Regions from separate parts of the Homo sapiens genome. Here region 2 is linked to region 1. Evidence: chromatin contacts called from ENCODE Hi-C or POLR2A ChIA-PET data. All regions are on one chromosome and are shown on one strand. Each heading gives the region's core, a stretch centred on a gene start or an enhancer-like site at or near the end of the contact. The rest is flanking DNA. Distances are from core to core; before and after follow the strand shown.

The links. Hi-C counts contacts between places; a loop is a spot of excess contacts on that map. ChIA-PET counts read pairs that join two places held with the same protein, here RNA polymerase II (POLR2A). Pooled maps may share reads with other maps.
Region 2: a pooled map shows a loop between it and region 1 (1.9-fold over the local background). The contact joins the enhancer-like site here to the promoter of TOMM5 in region 1. A Hi-C loop is called at or near these places in 1 of 50 pooled maps. POLR2A ChIA-PET finds 5 or more read pairs at or near these places in 2 of 52 experiments (T-cell and activated T-cell).

What each region holds. Positions count from the first base shown.
Region 1 is chr9:37,590,947-37,596,973 of GRCh38, forward strand. It overlaps TOMM5 (translocase of outer mitochondrial membrane 5), which reads right to left and starts at 1,651. Exons shown (of 2, transcript NM_001001790.3): 1 at 1,466-1,651. The coding sequence starts at 1,586. RefSeq lists an enhancer at 1,248-2,007 and silencers at 2,966-3,260, 3,660-3,729.
Region 2 is chr9:35,842,287-35,847,838 of GRCh38, forward strand. It overlaps TMEM8B (transmembrane protein 8B), which reads left to right. Exons shown (of 13, transcript NM_001042590.4): 6 at 106-431; 7 at 3,689-3,782; 8 at 3,972-4,095; 9 at 4,183-4,325; 10 at 4,531-4,709. Among named protein-coding and RNA genes, the nearest start is that of TMEM8B, 16 kb to the left of the region's middle. RefSeq lists a silencer at 2,326-2,620 and an enhancer at 4,090-4,965. Within about 2 kb of position 2,770, at least 13 of the 41 ENCODE cell types and tissues checked have a DNase peak (open chromatin) inside an H3K27ac peak, as active enhancers do.

The DNA.
Region 1 (6,027 bases), core at 401-2,900:
TTTGAACCATCCCTGCCGCTCCATCCAGACTGGCTGGCCAATAATATACAGCAAGGAACAATGGAAAGGATACTGAATTGAGAACGAGAAGGCAGGGCATTCGAGAACTGATCATAAAGCTGCTTCCAGTTCTTATATTCAGTGTTCCTATAACTCTGATACCTTCCTTCCTTGCTAAGTCCCCTCTGAAAATCAAGTTCTCATTTGTAAAATGATATAAAGAATCTTAGGCCCTGCCTCCCTCAAAGGTCCACTGTCAAGACTATATAATGGGAGTAACTTCCTGTCAATTTTAAGATATAGAAAAAAAAACCTCAAATATTTGCATTAATCCTATAGACTCATATTCTTTTTTCCCATTTTTTTCCAAAAAACTAATGACTCACTTCACCCTCTATACAAAGAAACAGAAATGAAGCAAAACTTTTTGGATTTCAAAGGTCAGCACTTTTGAAAGGGAAGGAACCCGGCCGCTGGTTCACGCCTGTAATCCCAGCACTTTGGGAGGCTGAGGCAGGTGGATCACCTGAGGTCAGGAGTTCGAGACCGGCCTGGCCAACATGGTTAAACACCCATCTCTACTAAAAATACAAAAATTAGCCGGGCGTGGTGGCGCGCGCCTGTAATCTCAGCTACTTGGGAGGCTGAGGTGGGAGAATGGCTTGAACTCGGGAGGCAGAGGTTGCAGTGAGCCAAGACTGCGCCACTGCACTCCAGCCTGGGCAACAGGGCGTGACTGTGTATCGAGGAAAAAAAAAAAAAAGAAAAGAAAAGAAAGGGAAGGAACCTGGTACTGAGTTAAGAGTTCTGGATTTTAGGTCAAGATCATTCACTGAATCGCTGAGTGACCTTTGGCCAGCCTTCCCAAGAAGGCTGTTTCTTCCTTCTAGAACTATGGTTCTGTTTCTCTGTTTCTCTGTCTGCAAAAACGAGGGAGTTCCTCTAGGGATAATTACTTGAGCTCTTTCAGCTCAAACATTCTTTTTTTTGAGATGGAGTCTTGCTCTGTCACTCAAGCTGGAGTGCAGTGTCGCGATCTCGGCTCACTGCAACCTCCGCCTCCTGGATTCAAGCAATCCTCCCACCTTAGCCTCCCGAGGAGCTGGGATTACAGGCGCCCGCCACCACGAACTCCTGACCCCAAATGATCCGCCCGCCTCGGCTTCACAAAGTGCTGGGTGGGATTACAGGTGTGAGCCAACGCGCCCGGCAGCTCAAACATTCTTCAAGCTGGGAGAACCAGGATGATTAAACACGCGCGCCGGCCACCACGTGCACTTCAGTGCCCGGACCCTGACCCGCAGACCTCAAACCGCGCATATGCCCGTCGCCTTCAACGCGCACCCTCCTTGCTCCCCGCTACCGTTCAGCTCAGTTCGAAGGCCCCGATGACCCCTTAGAGTTAAGGGGTGCCCGTCGGTGAGCTCCCCGCTGGTCTCACAGTCACAGCCCGGGAGACACTCACTGACTCGCAGGAGGGCCACGTAGATGAGAAAGTTCCGTATGGAGGAGATCACATCCTCGCGCATCTTCCGTTTCATCTCCTCCGGGTCCAGCTTCGGCGCGAGGCCCTCAATCCGGAACATCGCGGCTCTGACTTAGCAGCTTCCAGCCGCCGCGCTCTGCTCTCCACGGTGGCCGCCTCGCGCCCGGAACTCGGCCTATCCTCACTTCCTGTTCCCGCCCTCTCGTTGCCACACTCGACGATGGATGCCTGCACGGGACAATCCACGTCCTGACCCAGCTGATCTGAAGTGCGGTGTGAAGCGGGCGGCCGCAAGCTCAGCAACGCAGGCTCTGGTTTCTCCACGCTGTCTTTAATAACATCTGTCATACAAAAATCAGCCCGGCTCGGTGGCGCGTGCTTACAATCCCAGCTACTCGGGAGGCTGAGGCAGGAAAATCGCTTGAACCCAGGAGGGGGATGTTGCAGTTAGCCGAGATCGCGCCACTGCGCTCCAGCCTGGGCGACAGAGCGAGCGAGACTCCGTCTCAAAATAATAATAATAATAATAATAATAACAACAACAATAACATCTATCTTGAGCCTGGAGCGCTGCGCTGTAAAGTGCTTTTACGCGCTGGAGGGGGCTGTGCACATAGGTACCACTGTAAACAGTGATAACTAACATTTATTGAATATTCAATATAATTGTCCCCCGTGAATTCGATATTATAATCTTCGTTTCCTAGATTAGACAATTGAAGCACAGAGATCTTTAAAACATCTTGCCCAAATGTGCTTTAATTTTTATTTATTTTTTTATTGCTAATTGTGGTGGTTGAGACTGTTCTGGAACTCCTGGGTTCCAGGATCCAAGCGATCCTCCCGCCTCGGCCTCCCAAAGTGCTGGGATTACAGGCGTGAGCTATCGCGCCTGGCCCCCAAATGTGCTTAAAAATACCTCAGAGGGGGAAAAAAGTATTGAGAGAGATAAGTGATGTCAGCAAAATATTAAAAACTGCTGGTGACTAGTACTTCATTTTAGTTAATTATTCTAGTCTTTCTTGAGTATGTTTGAAACTTTACATAAGTTAAAACAAAGAGACAAAGATGAAACTTTTTTTTTTTTTTTTTTTTTTTTGGAGACAGAGTCTCGCTCTGCCGCCCAGGCTGGAGTGCAGTGGCGCAATTTCAGCTCACTGCAACCGCTGCTTCCCAGGTTCAAGTGATTCTCCTGCCTCAGCCTCCTGAGTAGCTGGGATTACGGTTGCGCAGCACCACGCCTGGCTAAATTTTGTATTTTTTGTAGAGACGCGGTTTCACCATGTTGGCCAGGCTGGTCTTGGAAACTCCTGATCTCAGGTGATCTGCCCACCTCGGCCCCCAAAAGTGCCGTGATTACAGGCATGAGCCACCGCACCTGGCCTTTTTACAGATTATTGAAGCACAGAGGTCTTTAAAATACTGTTAGCCAAGTAACACAATATGTATAAAGCAAGTTCAAATCTGATCAGCATTTTACAGATGAATAGAAAGAGGCTCAGAAACCAAGTCCAGCTTTGGTGTGAAGCCCTTTATCTGGAACATCGCAGCTGAAGTCTAAAGTGCACTAAAGTCTAGTCATTCTGCTGGTGATGCACGGGCAGGGTTCTAATGCAGATAATTATCATGTCAAGTTGAATTATCTTTCCCCTGCACCCTACTGCTCATCTGTTAGTCTTTAACAGTTAGTGCCCACATGGATGGACATCGCTAGAGTCAAGAGTTTGATGCAACCAGATTTCCTGTCACAGAAGCATCCAAACAGAGTTAGTAGGCTGCTGCCCCAAGTTACGCATGCCAACTAGCCATATCTACTTCTTACACGCAAGCCAGATGACTGAATTGCTCACATAATTCAAAACCAGAATGTTCCTTCTTGACTGCATATTGCATAGCAACAATGGACTTTGGATAAATTAGGACAATAATTTACTATGAGAGCAACTAATAACTATATGCACGGTCAACTTTCTGGTTGACAGAATGTAAGGCACTGGGGCAAGAAAGGGAACTCATCTGCTTATTCCAGCTTTAGCAACCTTTTGCATCTGTAATTCATGCAATGGAATAGCAGAGGCAGCTCTGGAATGGGAGGGGCTGACTCCCAAGGAATAGCCTCCAGCCAACCCTTGGTGAGTGTTTAGAAAGCCTGCAGTGATGTTGAAAGCAGCAAGAACTGCGGAAAGAACATGAACAGGAACACTGGAGACATGGACTCTAGATCTGGCACTGCTGCCAACTAGTGGTGTGATGAGGGACGAGTATCTGATTTCACTGCAACTCCATTTCTTTCTTCTTCTTTATTTATTTATTTATTTATTTATTTTAGACTGAGTTTTGCTCTGTCGCCCAGGCTGGAGTGCAGTGGCGTGATCTTGGCTCACTGCAACCTCTGCCTCCCGGGTTCAAGCGATTCTCCTGCCTCAGCCTCCCGAGTAGCTGGGACTACAGGCGTGTGCCACTACGCTCGGCTAATTTTCTTTTTTCTTTTTTAAGAGATGAAGTTTTGCTCTGTCGCCCAGGTTGGAGTGCAGTGGTGTGATCATAGCGCACTGCAACCTCACACTCCTGGGCTCAAGCAGTCCTTCTCCTGCCTTAGCTTCCTGAGTAGTTGGGACTACTGGCACGTGCCACTACACCTGGTTATTTTTTTCTATTTTGTTAGAAATAGAATATTGCTGTGTTGTCCAGGCTGGTCTCAAACTCCTGGGCTCAAGTAATCCTCTTGCCTCAGTCTCCTGACCGAGGCATGAGCCACTGCACCCAGTTCTTCCATTTGTTTAGTTGGAAAGGGAAGGCATATATTGAGATGCTTTTGAAAGTTTCTTCCAGTTCTAACAGTCTATGCATTTTTTAAAACCACCTATGCATCTTGAATTTTAATTGTGTCATCTAGAACTTTCTGTTATGGAGTGTATGACTTTGAAAATATCATCAAATATGGTCAGACATCAAAATGGTCAGTGTGTGTGTGTGTTCCACGATAGGATGGATGTAAAAATAAGGCATATCTCATCCATCCGAATAGTGAGGCAAAGTGATTGGGAAGGGGTGAGTTCTTGTTACGTGGTTCCAGTAACTTCAACCCCTAATGCTGATAAAATTTAGAAAAACAGCTCACATATGAAACTATCAATTTATTTTCTCTGCAGAGATGCTTTTGAGTAACTTTCATAGGAAATGAAAGACGGGATAAATTAGCCAAAAATAATGTTTCTTGGTGAAAAGAACAGATTTTAAGCATTTGAATTTTATTCCCTAAATTAAAGCAGTACTTTCTTAAATTAATTTTTTGAGACAGGGTCTCGCTATGTTGCCCAGGCTATTCTCAAACTCCTGGGCTCAAGGGATCCTCCTGCCTCAGCCTCCCAAGTAGCTGGGATACAGGCAAGCGCCACCATGCCCAGCTAAAGCAGCACCTTTACACCCGGTAGGTGATATGGTAGCAAACGGCTAGCCTGTTAAAGGGCAGTATTATTTTCATAACAATTTTCTTAAGTCTGGTGCTTGCGTACCTGTAGAGACAGAAGTAGGTAGTGGATAGAAATATGGGGTAGCTAGATCTTGGAGTGAAGAATTGGTGTTGGTTACAGGCTAGGAGGATGACCCATTCCTGTCTCAGATACGTTCCTCCTGGTGAATTCAGTTTTCCCCTTGCATGGTTCATCTAGTTGTAATGAAGGAAACTCATGAAAAGAGATTCGCTTCTCTTTTTTGGCTTTTTAAAAAAGTGCTTATTTATTTGGCATGTAGGTGGTGGTATTGTCCAATGACAGTGGGTTTAGGTGAGGCAAATTGAGAAAATATGCTTCAGGAAGTCAACATTGGATGGAGCTATTTCATATCTTGGACCCCTCATTCTTCCTCAATGATGGGATGATTAGAGGTTGGGTCTAATCTTTAAAGTTGCCCACATTTCTAAAAATGCTGTAATTCTGTGTTCATCTTTCCTGTTCTTCCTACATAACCTTGAACTAAAAGCTAAGAGCAAAGGATTCACTGTGATTTGCCGTGGAAGGCAAAAATAAAAAGTATGCGCGCATAATTTAATATTGATATTTGTATTATTTAGTCTGATCACAGAGGAAATGGGAGCTGATGTCACAGCCTGTCTTGTTTTCCATTTAGATCCCAGGAGGGATTAAAGAGCCATTTCCTTTGCCTCGACTTCCCAGACAGTACAGTACACATCATTCAGAGTGTACAACCTACTCATAAGAGAATTAAGTGCTTTAATTTTCATCACTGGTGAGGAATTTGTATTTGCAAGGTCAGAGATTGACTGATGACTCATGATTGGGGAATAAATCCAACATAAAATCACAGGAAGTTTGTGATTCCTAATTTATAGGGAGCTATATAGGCTTTGAGTATTGAACAGTTCAACCCCTTCATTTGGCAGATGGGGAAACTGAGGCCCAAAGGGACGCTAGTTAGAACTGGCTTGGACTAGGATAGGTCTCTGGGCTCCCAGTTTAGCCCCTTTCCCCATCGTACCTTGTTGGTTTCGATACTTTAACTGTGAATATTCTCATTGACGA
Region 2 (5,552 bases), core at 1,520-4,019, 1.7 Mb before region 1:
CCTTCCCCACTCTTTGCGAAATCCTGTCTAGCTCAGATGTGTTTATGAGTAAGTTCAGGACTGTAAAGGCTGCAGGCCCAAGCTCTGGTTTCCTCTGCCCCACAGAGTGCCCACAGCCCGGCCTGCTCCGAGCCCTGGTCCCTGGAGCTGCCATGAACATGCCCCAGTCCCTGGGCAACCAGCCACTGCCCCCAGAACCGCCATCCCTTGGAACCCCTGCGGAGGGGCCTGGGACCACGTCCCCACCCGAGCACTGCTGGCCAGTGCGCCCGACTCTGCGCAACGAGCTGGACACCTTCTCTGTCCACTTCTACATCTTCTTTGGCCCAAGTGTGGCCCTTCCCCCTGAGCGCCCAGCCGTGTTCGCCATGAGGCTGTTGCCAGTGCTGGACAGTGGAGGCGTCCTCAGCCTGGAGCTCCAGCTCAATGCGGTACTCTTTATGGAGAGTGGGGAGGTTGCTCTGCCAGGGAGCTTGAAGGGGAAGGTGTCAGGGGTGTTGGGGTGTTTACCTCCTCCAGGAAGCCTGTCCAGGTTGCTCCCACCCATCCTGACAATTAGGGACCATGGCTCAGCCCAATTCTGGTCAACAAACATGTCCTGAGTATTCACTCTGCTACAGATGGGCGGGTCAACCAGGTCAACTCAGTGTCTGGGGTTTCCCAGTTTTGTAGGCTCACTTCCTGCTCATTACTGGCCTTTCACTACGGTAGTTGTTAACCTTTTCTTGCAAATCTCCTTTGATGGGGAGTTTACCACCTCTTGAGGCCACACAGTTCATGTTTGGATAGCGCTGATTGCCAAAGGCATTCCTGACATCCCATCAAAATCTGTCTCCATGAATTTTTTACCCACTCATCTTTGATTCAGTGGGTAAAAGCCATATCCAGAAGCCATTTCCAGTAAATCTATCTCTGTCCTGTTCTTTTTTAAAGCAACAGACTTAATTTTTTTTAGAGCAGTTTTAGGTTGAGCAGAAAGCACAAAGTTCTCATATACCCACTCTCTCACGTTTTCCCCTATTATTAATATCTTACATTAGTATGATATATTTATTACATCCCAGTCCTATTTTTACAGCCCTTCAGATGTTACCTGCAACCACCCAAAAGCTGAAGAACCTCAGTGTCTTAGGGGTCTTGGTATTTGGATCTCTCCCCTTCCTTCACTATCTCACCTGGTCATACTTCTAGTGGTCACTGTGTCTCTGAAATAAGTGATCTGAGGTGGTCGGACCGGGGTACCAGGTAACAAGACTTGCATTTGTGCTGCCTGAGATTGAGTTGCCTTTTTCAGCAGCTGCATTACACTGTGGGATCACCTAGGGCTTGTGGTGAACTGAGATCCCTGGGTCTTTTCCCTTTACTTCCTTTGTATTTTCTTCAAACCAGTTGTATACATTTACTTTTTTATTATAAGAGTAATAGGATCACATAAAAACTTTGGAAAATAGGGGAAAATATCTCCCTAATGCAACTGTTTAACCCTTTTTTTTTGAGACGGAGTCTCACTCTGTTGCCCAGGCTGGAGTGTAGGGGTGTGATCTCGGCTCACTGCAACCTCCACTTCGCAGGTTCAAGTGATTCTTGTGCCTCAGCCTCCAGAGTAGCTGGGATTACAGGAGTGCACCACCACACCCAGCTAATTTTTTGTATTTTTAGTAGAGACTGGGTTTCACCATGTTGCCCAGGCTGGTCTCAAACTCCTGGACTCAACTGATCCGCCTGCCTCGGCCGCCCAACATGTTGGGTTTACAAGTGTGAGCCACTGTGCCTGGCCCACAGCTGTTTTTGGTTTATGTCCTCCCATGTCTTTTCCACATTAATTACTTTGTTTATCTAGTTGTAATCAAGGGGCATATACATTTTGGTGCCAATTCGCATCTTGCATTTTTGCAGTGAATTTTTGAACCTGAATGGAAGAATTTATGTCCCTCCTTGAGGTATTGCCTAATACTGGTTTGGAACTCGGGCCTTCTCCACTTTGTGTAATTCACACACTTGCAAAGCCAACTTTTTGTACTTCTTAGTCATTACTGTCAGCGTTAAGACTGAGATGAGGGCGGAGCCCTATGTTGGCCCATTAGAGAATATCTTCAGCTTAGCTGTTCCCTGAGCCAGGGATCCTTTTAACTCTACTATCCTCCAGCCCTGAGAGCAGGGACCGCTTTCCCATCAGCCAACCTGAGGCCTGGTCTGTGGCTTCATGTGGTCTTTTATGGGACACGGCTTAGAACTTTCTAGTCGTCCTGTTAGAGCCATTTATTCAACCTGAAGATATTTCTTATTTACATAATCAAATTCTCTCTTTGTTCTAGCTAAGACTGTATGTATTTTGTGTTTGCTTATTGCCATGCCTCTGGGCAATGACAGTGAGATCTTGATTCGACCTTGAAACCGTAGACCCTGAATTAGAGGACAGCCTTACGCATACTTGTTCTTTCTTCCTCAGTACCCTGAGAATAGAAGCCTAGCCCTCCTGCAGCCCCTCACCCTTTCCCTCTCTGCATTCCCATCCATTCACTTTAATGAGCATCTGTTTACATTCCATCCATCTGCATTCTATGACGCGTGCTAAGCACCTCAGCCTGTTCTGTTTATTCTGAAAGGTATTTCCTCCAAATATTTTGATTTTTTTTTCTCCCCTTGGATCAAGAACTGGACATTTGGATCAGAGAACTGCATATACTTTTTTCTTTGGCTCCCTCCTAGAAAGACTTTCACTGAGTAATACTTTGGCATATTGCCCCGGGCTTGCATTGAAGGAAGTTATATAAGGAAGTTGTATGAAACTCACTCTTGTGGCTGAGGACAGGATGCATGACAACACACAGTGCCGCTTTGATGAGAATTTATCTCAGAACTTCCCCTTTGGATGCTGTGATTCTCCAGAGACTCTGATTAGCTTTTATATTATGTAGTTGCAAATCTGGTAACTCATGATACTTCCTTTGCTTTGGTTGCTTGGAAGGCAGTATCAAATATATGGCCTACCTTAGGGACAGACTTTATTTTCCTGTCCTGATTTTTAAGTTTCCCTCAGGCATTTATTATATTCTATTTTATGTAAGCTGCCTCAAATCCTTCTTGAATGAGGTGAGCTTATGGCATCCTGTTGCCTTTATTCTTGTAGACAACACCTTACATTTACTCTTGCAGATATCTGGTTTCTTTTAATCCCAGCCAGGTTGCTACATTTAATCTCTTGGGCATTCTGTTACCACTGTTCAGTACCTAGGATCATTTCACCTGAGTTGGAGTGAGTGTCTTCATGCTCCACCTGTCTTGGGGTCCAGGTGAAGATGATGGGAAACCTTACAATTGCCTTTGTCCACAATTAGTTTCTATAACTGGCAACAGCCCTCCTTCTCCTTAATGAGCTAGATAGGACTGAAAAAGAGGGTGTTCTCTCTTGCTTGGACAGAATTGAAACACTTCTGCCCAAAGAACAGATTCAAAATTGGGCCTTGCCGTCTCATCAGTCCTTGAAAGATTTCTGCTGTGGAGGATCTGTTGTTTTTCAGTTTTTCTGTTCTGAGAATGGAGGTGAGAGAGCAGCTTTGGCGTGGAGAGCGCCGGGAGGAATGGGCTGTCCTTGGAAGGTGTGGGTTAACAGGGGTGGGAGTCTGAGGGTGGCGGTGGGTGGAGATGGAGGATGTGGCGGCCTCACTTCCATACCTGCCCTCCCCAGAGCTCCGTGCGCCAGGAAAACGTGACGGTGTTTGGATGCTTGACTCACGAGGTGCCCTTGAGCCTGGGGGATGCAGCAGTGACCTGTTCCAAAGGTGAGGTGAGGAATGGGGGAGGAGAGGAAGCTGCAGTGTGGGGGTGGTGGTGGCGGGCAGAGGTGAAGGTGGGGAGGGATGGAATGGAGGAATGATAGGCTAGGGTTCCGGGAAGTGGGAGCAGGTGGGTGAGGGTTCTTGGGTTCTGACCCCTCCTCCCTCTCACTGACTCCTTCCTTCTCCCTTCAGAGTCCCTGGCCGGCTTCCTCCTCTCTGTCAGTGCCACCACCAGGGTTGCCAGGCTGCGAATCCCATTCCCGCAGACGGGGACCTGGTTCCTGGCCCTCCGCTCCCTGTGCGGGGTGGGGCCTCGGTGAGCGGTGCGGGGCGGGGCCAGGGCTGGGACCGGGACTTGGCGGGGGTGGCCCGGGGCCCCAGGTGACTGCGAGTTTGTGCGCAGGTTCGTGCGGTGCCGCAACGCGACGGCCGAGGTGCGGATGCGCACCTTCCTGTCCCCATGCGTGGACGACTGCGGGCCCTACGGCCAGTGCAAGCTGCTGCGCACACACAATTATCTGTACGCAGCCTGCGAGTGCAAGGCCGGTGAGCAGGCTGGCGAGGGAGCGGGCTGCGGTGGACTGGAGGTGGACCTGCTGGGCCTGTGGGCAGGCGGCGGGAGTAGGGGAGTGCGCAGCCTGAATTGGGGACGGGTTTGGCAGAGCCGGGGTGAGACCACCCTCCACAAGCTGTGGCGTAGGCCCATAGCTGCCGTCTGTTCTCTTCCATTCTGTGCCTTCCCCACCCGCAGGGTGGAGAGGCTGGGGCTGCACCGACAGTGCAGATGCGCTCACCTATGGATTCCAGCTGCTGTCCACACTCCTGCTCTGCCTGAGCAACCTCATGTTTCTGCCACCTGTGGTCCTGGCCATTCGGAGTCGATATGTGCTGGAAGCTGCAGTCTACACCTTCACCATGTTCTTCTCCACGGTATGCGGTGGTGTCTGCATCTTATCACTGGGTGCTTGTGCATGGTGGTGGGTCACAGTCTGTATTTCCACCACGTTCTCCGAGGGTTTGGGAATGTCTGTGCCTTCACTGTGTCTTCTACAGACAGAGACAGCAGTGCTTCCCAAACTGTCATGCATAGATAATGGTCATTTTTGTAAGACACATTGGAGTAAATGAACAAAACTGTTTGCAACTTAATAAAGTAAGTTTGGGCCTCCAGCTGTTCCACACTCTGTCCACCCTGAGGGCTGAGGGGACCTTTACTCAAATCATGGGCCAAGAAACTGGCCTAAAGTATGGATTTGTGTCTGCACAGTCACCATGTTCTCTGTATGGGGGCAGGAAATCTATGCTTTCCCCCACACCTCTGCACACAGTGTCTTCATCTTCACCACATTCTTCCATGATATGAGAGCTAGCTAGCTACTCTGAGCTCCCCTTCTCCGTCGCACTGGGGACCTGCACATCGTTAGCACGTTCGTTCCTGTGGTCTGAAATGGCGTTCCCATTCAGTCACCATGCCACCTTGATTTCTCATGAGAACTTTGGAAAGATAGAGGGGATCTCTCTATTGGGGGATTATAGGACAATCTGACTCTCAGAGTCCTGAGAAGCTTTACAGACTCAACTATGTCCTGAGGCATTGTCGGAAGTGGCAGTGTCATATCACATCCCAGCTCAAAGGAGTGCATTTTGATGAAGATTAATATAGTTTAAAACCCCTCCATTCCCATTGCAGAATTGCCACAATCTCTTTCCTGTGTTTTCCTCACTCCTCCATAATCAGAAAAGTTCATTATAAGCAAGCGTCCAGAAACTATA